Linked DNA regions of Homo sapiens: region 2 is linked to region 1. A link is a loop called in an ENCODE intact Hi-C map of the cell type or tissue named here. Cell type or tissue: Panc1. All regions are shown on one strand. Region 1 overlaps SLC16A2 (solute carrier family 16 member 2). Region 2 holds the start of MIR545 (microRNA 545).

Region 1 (5,000 bases):
CAAGGGAGGAGCAGGTGCTGACTCCAGGAGCAGCAAGCAGGCTTTCTGAAGTCAGGGAAAATGAGAGATTTGCTCACTTCCCTACTTTCTGTGAAGTGGGGTGGAAAGGGCCTTGCAGAAGCGTTCAAAACCCACATTCAGTTCCCCCCGGTCCTCAATTCCCCCAACTATAACCCGGCTTAAGAGCAGTTGCCTCCCACGGTTGGGGGGAGGGCCAATTGTGATGAGGGATATAGGAGCAACTGTGAACTGTAATTCGTCCACGCACAGGTGTTTGGAGATTTCTCAAGGCTTTGTTTTGTTTTGTTTTGTTTTGTTTTTTGCGGGGTCGAGGGGTGGTCTATGTCCAGATATGCTGCGGGGAAGGATGAAAGGAGTGTGGGAGGAGGTGGCAAATGCGGCAGGGAGCTGGAAGACCCCAGACTGACAGGAGGAAACTCTGCCTTTGCAAGGCCTTAAGGCAGAAGGATCTGCGAGGCTGCCCGCCTCCCAGGAGACTCCACCTTAAGGGACGGAGGGTGTATGTGAAAGTTGGGGGGAGAAGTGAAGGTAGTTGTCCTCTCCTTCACCCCCCACTAGGCAAGCGCAGAAGGAAGCAGGTCGGTGGAGACTAGGGTAGAGGAGTGTAGGAGAGGAGCAAACTGAGGAGGGCGGCTCTTCGAGTCAATCTGGTCCTTCTCACCACTCTTGAGGCTCCGTCCAGGCTTGGAGGAGGGTTCTCAAGCCTAGGAAATCCCGCGTGCTCCCCTGTGTGATCGGGAACTGTGAGATGGGGGAGTAGGCCTGAGCTGGGAGCTCCCACCAGCATGGTTGATTCCCCGGAGTTCTGAAAGAGTTTTTATGGAGACTGGGGGAAGGGGCGCTTGAAGGGTGGGCCAAGTCTTTGGCAGAAAGCAGCCCCACTGGGCTGACCCACTGTGTGGAGGAGGAGGCCCCGTAGGGCCCTCCCGGGTTGGAGGTTGCAGAGGAGGGCGGAGGAGGATTGCTGCCCCGGGCGGGAGCGCTTCCTGGCGGCCGAACCCGCCCTCAGTCTCCGCATCCTGGCGGGCCTCGAGTCTGGGCTCCTGTAGGTCTTTCGCTAGCAGCCGCCTGATCCCGCTCTTGGGACGCTAGGGACGAGGCCGGTCGGGAGAGAATAGGGGGCCGCCGATTGTAAAAGATCCTCGACAGGCCCAGCCCGGATCACCTCGAGGGCTCCGGACCGAGCGCTGGGGGTGGGGCGCCGTCGCCGCTACGGCCCCTGGTGTCGGTGGAGCGAGCAGGGAGGTAGAGGGCGGGGGATCGAGGAGGAGCTGAGCTCGGACACGCAGCAGCTGCTGTCTATCCGTCTGGCTTGCTGGCAGTTGGCAGGGCCCGAGGCTAGGTCTTCCCGCCCCCTTTCCCTAGGCGGGAAGGGCGGTTGTCATGGGTGGGCGGATTCCCGTCTGAATAGCAGGGGAAGATGCATTTCCGTGGCGCGGCTCCCGGGTTATTACCCCTCCCAAATGGGGAAATGGATGGAGACCCGCGGCGGGGGAGGAGCCAACCCCACTCTCCGCGTCCCCGCCCAAGGTGGCCGGAGGCCAGCGGCAGGACCAGGAGCGACCGCCAGGGCCAAATCCACCCCCAGGCAGTCCCAGAGTGTGGAGTGGGCATGGGGACCTGGCGGGAAATAGTGTCGATTAGCACCCCCAGGCCCGGATGCCAGGGCCCAGTCGTGGCGAGGTCAGTGAAGGGTGGGTGTGTGGTGGGAAAGGAGAGTAGAAGTGCAACCTTCTTTTCCCCTCCCCTGGCATTCCAGTGTATTAACATTTGGCAGGTGGGCTCGGCGCGGTCTCTGCGGTGACGAGAGTTGGGGAAAGATGCTCCCAAGTGTAGTCCCCGGTCTCCGCGGGGGGGCCACAGGCTCTGGCAGGAGTGAGGGAACGAGGAGGCCCACGACAGGTGCTGTCTGTCCGCTGCTCTGACAGGCCCGGGCGGGAATGCGGCCCGGCCCAGTACTGCTCTCCCCACCCACTCAGCTGGACGCGGACTCTGACACTTGTTAGTGTGAGCAATCGACTAATTTTATCCGGCTGGGGCTCAGCAGGAAACCAATGCCGAGGCGCGGGTAGTTCTTCCGGGCGACTCTCGCCCCCGGGAGGATAGTCGTGGGGAGAGGAAGAGGGGTTGGGGGTGGGATTCCTGCCGCCTCCATTTCACTGGGGGCGTGGTGGCTCCTGATCTGCCTCAGAGAGGACCGAATTTTGGCGCTAAGGTCGGTACTCTCTGGGTACTGGCGCCCAGAGAAGAAAAGGGTATCTTGGAAGTTAGGTAGTACAAACTCTTTGTGTTCTTCTGGTTTTTTTCTACTTATGTTCCTTTCATTCCTGAAGTTCCCGGATTCTAGCAGAGTGTCTGACACGCAGCAGGTCTCTAGAAAAGACTGCTTAAATGACTTGAAAACCAGGCATAGAACTTTGCGCTTGGTGACCGCTAGAGAGAGCTGAAAGGCAGGAATCAAAGGGGCTTTGAAGCATAGCCTCCTGAACCCCTGCAGGATTTGGGTATCTAATCCCTTTCCTTGTGCCTCTGCAGTCTCTGCTGCATTTCAGCTTATTAGAATTTCTGAACTTGCTTCAAGGGCTCTTATTCTACCCGTCACCCACACTATCTAGGCGCCAGCTATGAGACACTAGGGATTTGTAATCCTTGTCAGCTGGCCTGCACTGCTACTGTGGAGAAGTGGCAGGGAGCTGCTGGCCGCCTTTTCAGACGTGAAAAGACCCTAGAGGAGAGCATATGCTCGTAAAAATTATGGGATTCCACAGCTTTGAAATCTAATAATCCTGGGTGATCAAACACAGACTGGACCCTTGGGGCTGCTGGGGAAGGGGCTAGGGGAGCGGGGCAGACCTTAGGTGGGAGAGCCTGGGGCCCTGCAATGGGACAGAGTAATTAGCCTCAGTGGGAGGAGATGAGGAAGCCAGCCTGAGGGTGTCTACACTGAGTCTGAGGAGAAACAATAGCCAAGAGCTGGGTGGTAAACCACCTTCTTCCAACCGGAAACCAGTCACTTCTCTTTGCCCCTGCCCTGCCCAGTATGTGGCCATTTGGAGATGGATTTTTTTTGTACCTCTTGAGTTGCTGGGGGTGGAGGGACAGTAGGTGAAACCAGGTCTCCAAGCCAAGATTGCATGGTCTGGAGTGACTGGGAGACAGAATACCAAAAGTATGTGTCAGTTGCGGGTGAGAGTAATCATGAAGACATGGGGTATGCTAAAAGTTAAACTTTGCTAAACTTTCATTTTTGCTCAGAGCTGGTCCTGCTGACACACTTATGGAAATGGGTTTGGTACACAGTTGTTGAATGAAGTGGGCAAGTCATTTATCCCTCCTAGGGCCAGTTTCTTCATCTGTAAAACCAGGGGTGTAAACTGTACTGGAAGTCAATGACATGAGTTCAAGTCTCATCTTGCTCTGTCACTGATGAACTGTGTGAACCTACTGCAGTCTCTTCCTACCTCTAGGCCTCAGTCTCTCCACTTAAATTCAATGCACAGGATGGACAAGGGAGACTCTAAGGTTACTCTCAGCTTTGTCATTCTTATAGGTCTGTCTCCTGCATCATCCTTAATTCCAGGCTCTGTCACTGCCAGGCTGTGTCAGCCAGCCATATAAGTCCCTTTAGGTTCCCCATCAATAACATAAGGGAGAGGGAAGGAGAGCTGAATTGGATTATTATTAATGCCAGTTTTCAATATGGCACATTTGTAGCAAGGCTGTGGCCTTGGTGGGGCCTCCATTCCAACTCAGCAAGTAACCACATTCTCATTTTGTGAAGTAACCACTTTTCCACTTCAGAGCTTGTTTAAAAATCCAATCTCAAATAGTCAACCAACTCCAAACCCCTATATAGCTCTTTTTCTAATGTCTGCTCTCACAGAGAGCATAGAACCTGGCAGAAATTTGATTTGAAAGGAGACTTCAGCTCTGAAGTCAAACTTTCTGCTATTAATCAGGTTAAGACTATTTCTTCCTTGTAGGCAACATACATACCCAAACCAAATTTTTAGATCTGTTTATTTTGTTCCAAACTCCTTGAGGATTTAAATGTCCCATGTCTTGAGCTCTGAAATTTTGTTCGTTCTAGATTTAACTGTGGTGCATAAGAGGCTGCATCCTACTCTAAATATTAATACTGTGCTGCTTTTGCCAATCAACATTCTCTCCAAAAGCACACAAGCTCACATGTGCACAACCACATGTGTGGAAGAAGTAAATTGATATCCCACCATATTATGTGACATCTGAATGGGCAGATTTGGGACCTATGAATGTCTTCCCTTCATCTGGAGAGAAGTGGGCGACTGCCTGATTCTTAAGAGCCATCTGCATCTTAAGCAACAAAAGAGGTCCTACAGAACCACCCTCTGGTGACTTGGTGAGAGTGAGGTGGGGAGAAATGGAAGCAGGGGCATTGTTGCTCCAGTATTTTCAGTGGTCTCTCCTGGGAGTTACAGGGCTCCTAGGGCCCAGATTCTCCTGTTCCACTACTGTTAGAACTGACAGGATAGTAACTAGGCCCTTTCTAGGGCCCCTTCCTACCCACAGAGCTAAGAACCAGTGGGTTTTCCTTTGGGGAGTTGATAAGAGCTGGACTGGGACCAGCGGAGGGGGCTCAGGACTTTGGCCTTGAATGAAATCATTGGAGGCCAACCATGCCCCAGCTGCCTGTTTGTAACGGAAAATCATGAGTGGGAACTATTGTCTTCTTTGGAGCCCCTCAGGACAACCTCATCCTCCTGGCCCGGGGATGACCCTGCCTTAAGGTGGCAAGTTACTGTTGGCTCCAAGTGACAGCCAGGAATGCCTGGCAAAAAGATGATGAAAGGGTGGGTGACAGGAACACAATAGACAAAGGCTCAGAGAGGAGAAAAAGAGACACAAAGAGGCAGAGTGAGGAGAGAGGCTGAGCTCCTAATGAGGTGAGCTGTGCTAACTGAACACAGCCTGGCAGTGCCCTCTGCCCCTAGCCAGGG
Region 2 (5,000 bases), 250 kb after region 1:
ATTTTGTGATTTTTATTCTATTGTTTAAATTTGAATAGCTCCCTCAGTCTAGAAATTTGGTAAATATTGTAACTTTGCCTGAGGGTAACTATCAAGCATGGGAGAAAAAACATCCATGATTTTACCACCCAGAGATAACTATTGTTAATACATTTATTCACTTCATTCTCTGCATTTTTCTTTGCAGTTGATAATATATGTGTACTATTTTATATTGTGTTTTGTTTTTAACATTATAACATGCGCATGTCCATGTTAAACATTCTTTGTAATTGTCATTGTTTCATGATGTTCTGTTGTATGGAAGTATTTTACAGATTTTCAGTATTTTAAATTATGTAATGAATATCTTTTCATTTGGTTTTTATTATTTATTTTGGGTTGTTTATCGAAGAGACTTCTAGAATTAGTTATTTGTCAAAAGATTTGAACATTATAAAGAATTGGCATATTTACTTTTCAAAAAATTAATGTCAGTTTTTGTACCCAGTCATTTAGGTACTTATAAAAAATGTTTTTGCTTTTTTTTTTTTTGCTGACTCCATATGTAAATGAATGAATGATATCTCTGTGGGGTTTTTTTGTTTTTGTTTTTTTCTGAGACAGGCTCTCCCCCTGTCGCCTAGGCTGGAGTACAGTGGCGTGATCATGGCTCACTGAAGCCTCAACTTCCAGGGCTCCAGAGATCCTCCTACCTCAGCCTCCTGAGTAGCGGGAGTACAGGTGTGTGCCACCATGTCCAGCTAATTTTTAAATTTTTTTGTAGAGATGGAGTTTTGCCATGTTGCTCAGGCTTGTCTTGAACTCCTGGGCTCAAGTGATTTTCCCACCCCGGCTTCCCAAAATGCTGGGATTACAGGGGTGAGCCACCATACCTGGCCGATATCTTTGTTTTGTGATACAGTTCTCTGATTATTAGTGAGGCTGGACTTTTAGATCTTAATTACTAGCTCTTATTTCCTTTTGTGAATTATTCAATTTGTGCCTGAATGTTATTTGTAAGTTGCAAATGTCGTTTGTTGCAGATATGCTCCCAGTAATATTTGTTGCCATTGAGTCTGAAGAAATGTTTGCAATTCCAAATATAACTGCTGTGTGGATACATGTCTGGTTCTTGGTAGCCATTTTGAGATAACATTTGTCTGACCTCTATCTTATTTTTGTTTTTATTTTTAGAGTGGAGGTCTTGCCCAGGCTGGTCTCGAACTCCTGGGCTCAAGCAATCTTTCTGCCTCCGCCTCCCAAAGTGCTGGGATTACAGGCATAAGCCACCTTACCCAGCCTTGTCTGACCTTTAAACAGAAATCCATTTCTTTTTATCTAAAAGGAAAGCACTTTTGAGTACTGTACAACAGTGGTGCTTCCTGGCTCTGGGCATGGGGAGAAGACAGGGCAACATTTTGTCCCTAATGAGAAACTAATTTAGACAAGAAACAAAACAGCGGTCCCTTCTCCCCCATCCATTCAGGGACTGGTCTTATTTTAAATATTTCTGAGTGGTCTGAGGGAGGATATGGGCAATATTGAAGTGTCCACATTTATACATACTGTTAAATGCTTTGGGGATGTGAAATGCTAATAGGAACACGCTAGCATGTGAGAAGGCACCAGGAGTGGGCTAATTGGCAGAAAGGAACAGTGTATAGGCAAGAGCAGTGAAATAACTTTAGGGGAAAATAGTATGTTAAGCTTATTAAATAACAGCCTCATAGAGACATTGGGTCCCAAAACAGTGATCTCAGTATAACTGTCAACAACTTGCTGATGTTATCAGCCCTATTTGCTGGTCAGAGACAAAAAAGCCAGTAAAAACCTAGGTATTATTAAGAAAGGTATGAGGCACAGAAAAATGCCATCTTATCTTTGTATAAAACCATCTGAACCAAATAACTATTACAGTAATAATCTTGCCTCAAGGAGTCTGTTACTATCACTCACATGATTTTGAAAAGGGAGTGGGCAGAGTGTGTTATCTCTCTGTTTCATTTTTCTTGTTTATAATACATAGGTGAATTAGATATTCTCAAAGGTCTTGGAGGGGTCTAATTCTGGTTTCCTGAAACTGAATGTTATTTCTAGTTTAGAGAATCTGTTTAATTATGTTTATTAAATAAACTTTTCTAACTTATTCCTACTCTGATCTGTATATTATCTATTTTGTATTTAATAACATTCTAACTTTTTTTTTCCAGTGAAGGATGAGGATTATTGGATTTAGAAGTGCCAAATGAGCTATTACTTACTGCTTTTTGCTATCCGGTTACACTGGGTTAATCCAGTTAGTTGTAAGCTCCCATTTTTCAGCATTTTGCTAGCTGTAGATATTAAACCAGGCTCATGTGGGTAGTAGGGTGGGGAGGTTAAGAGGAGTATAAGCAAAAAGGAAAAAAAAAAGCTCATATTTTAGAGGAGGGGATTGAGAAGTTCCTTTATTGGAAGTCTGTGCATGGAAGTCCCATTTTACATCATGCCAGTGTCTAGTTCCCAATTCCGTCTATGGCCACGGGTTAGGGAAAGCCTGAATATTTGAAATAACCGAAAAGCATTTAACCTTTGATTTCTATAATTTGTTCCTCACCTCTCTTGATGTTACAGCCAGCAGCAGCCTGGAGCAGCACCCCCTGGGAAGAAATTTTACATCGGCCATTATAATACAACCTGATAAGTGTTATAGCACTTATCAGATTGTATTGTAATTGTCTGTGTATATGCCTGTCTCTCTTCCTGTTATCAGTTAGACTGTGAGCTCCTTGAGGGCAAGGAAGGTGTCTTCATCTCCAGAGCCCAGCCTGGCACATTAGTAGGCCTCAGTAAATGTTTATTAGATGAATAAATGAATGACTCATCAGCAAACATTTATTGTGTGCCTGCTAAAGTGAGCTCCACAGGCTCTGGATTGTCAGCTGTTTCTTCAAAAAGCATGTGGTCAGAAATTTGATATTTCTGTATATATCTTCCTAAGAGTTTCTCATGAGACAATGCCATTTTTGTGTTTGGATTTCAGTCCTTGATATTTACAGATGTTGCAACTGTTGCTATTGCTGACACTTGCTTTCTTGGTGGGACTTGAGTGATAACTGTTAGATTGGGGCCTCATCCTCAGGGCCCAGGTAATCATCCAAATAGTATTCTTAGATAGGACTTTGCATTTTTCTTTCTTTTTTTTTTTTTTTTAAGGGACAGGTTCTCACTCTGTTGCCCAGGCTGGAGTGCAATGGTGCGAACACGGGTCACTGCAGCCTCGAACTCCTAGGCTCAGGTGATCTTCCACCTCAGCATTCTGAGTTAGGACTATAGGTGTGTGCCACCACCCCTGGCTAATGTTTGTATTTTTCGTAGAGAAGGGGTCTCGTTATGGTGCCCAGGCTGTTCTTGAACTCCTGGACTCAAGCGATCTACCTCCCTCAGCCTCCCAGAGTGCTGGGATTACAGGTGTGAGCCACTGCACCCAACCAGACTCCATATTCTAAACCAAGGGTGGGCAAACTTTATTGCCCATGGGCTACCTGTTTTTGTAAATACCATTCTATATTGGAACACAGCCATGTTCATTCATCGATGTTTTACCTGGGGCCGCTTTTGCGGCCCAGTGGCACAATTAAGTAGCTATTAGGTTGGTGCAAAAGTAGTTGCTGTTTTTGCCATTAAATATATTGGAGACATTGTGGCCCACAAAGCCTTTGTAGAAAAAGATCTGTGCCCACTCTGGATCATCACTCGACAGTGATGGTTTCATTTCTCATTCCATTCACCAGACCAGAAATTCATATTTATTTACTTCATTTGTCATTGCTTGTGACAAGTCTTTTTCCTCTTTTACAGATAAGCCAGCTAAGACATGTTTTAAAGTAGAAGATTATAAGACCTCCCCCAGGGTCCTGCAGTCAGTCAGTTATACCCTGCCCTTCAACATCAAGCTTTGAACCTCTACTCTAGAAATACCTTTTATTATATTCAAACTTGAAGCACGTGGACATAGCATGCTTTGGTGCCTTCGTCCTTGCCCCCCTCCTTCCTACACAGTTCTTTGCAATGAGAATATGGGAAATAAGGACTTAATGTGAGATAAGGCAGAAAGGTAAGCTGAGGCAAATGTTTAGAGGGTCCCTAACACTAATTTTTAAATGAAGAAGTGGGGTGTCTGAAATACTCATTTATTTAGATGTATACAGATAGTGAGCCTAGACTTCCAAGAGCTTAGAGCCCCTCCCCTTGTGCCTCCCCAACTTTACATGTACTATCTTGGTAACCTGCCTATGAATACATGTTGATTCATTTCACTTCATTAAAAAGTCGGAGAGCTCAAAGTCATATTTGAGAAAGCTAAATCTAAAACAAAATGGAGGAAACACTGAATAGGTTCATCTCGTTGGATAGGATCATCCTAGGAATAAAATATAATAGAAGGAAAGGTCTTACAGCCATATTTTTAAAGCTGCTTGCTGGATTTTTCCCAAAATTGTATTGTGAAAGTTGTCAAACATACATACAGAAAAGTTGAAAGAATTGTACGGTGAAAAGCCATGTACCCAACACCTAGATTTTATAATTAACATTTAACTATACAGTCATGTGTTGCTTAAAGACAGGATATGTTCTGAGTAATGGATCATTAAGTCATTTTGTTGTTGTGTGAACATCATAGGGGAGTGTACTTATACAAACCTAGATGGTATAGCTTACTACACACCTAGGCTATATGGTATAGCCTATTCCTCCTAGGCTACAAACCTGTACAGCATGTTGCTGTATTGAATACTGTAGGCATTTGGAATACAGTGGTAAGTATTTGTATATCCAAACATATCTAACATAGAAAAGGTACAGTAAAAACGTGGTGTTATTATCTTATGGGACCACCATTGTATATGCGCCTGTGACTGAAATGTTACTATAAGATTCAGGACTGTTTGTGTTATCACAGTAACTCATCTTTGTTGAATAGGTTTTAAAAATCTGTCTGTCTTCTGTGTTAATGTCATCTGTATCTGACCCATCAT

The links. A loop is a pair of places that touch in the nucleus more often than their neighbours do. Peaks named below come from ENCODE experiments on the same cell type or tissue, not always from the same donor. Only the 100,000 strongest peaks of a DNase experiment are listed, where the experiment ranks them.
Region 2: it touches region 1 in a loop (8-fold over the local background); 16 of 110 quality-filtered maps call a loop at or near these places.

Annotation. Positions count from the first base shown.
Region 1 is chrX:74,532,941-74,537,940 of GRCh38, reverse strand. SLC16A2 (solute carrier family 16 member 2) reads right to left here. Exons shown (of 6, transcript NM_006517.5): 6 at 4,025-5,000. Among named protein-coding and RNA genes, the nearest start is that of RLIM, 79 kb to the left of the region's middle. In Panc1, CTCF peaks have their summits at 2,243 and 2,448; no DNase peak of the experiment used is centred here; H3K4me3 peaks cover 1,972 bases; H3K27ac peaks cover 805 bases.
Region 2 is chrX:74,284,993-74,289,992 of GRCh38, reverse strand. The region is part of intron 1 of FTX (FTX transcript, XIST regulator); the gene reads left to right. MIR545 (microRNA 545) reads left to right here and starts at 2,784; the gene lies at 2,784-2,889. MIR374A (microRNA 374a) reads left to right here and starts at 2,636; the gene lies at 2,636-2,707. It overlaps LOC124905199 (a long non-coding RNA gene), which reads left to right. Exons shown (of 2, transcript XR_007068266.1): 2 at 1-2,128. In Panc1, no CTCF peak of the experiment used is centred here; no DNase peak of the experiment used is centred here; H3K4me3 peaks cover 473 bases; H3K27ac peaks cover 2,887 bases.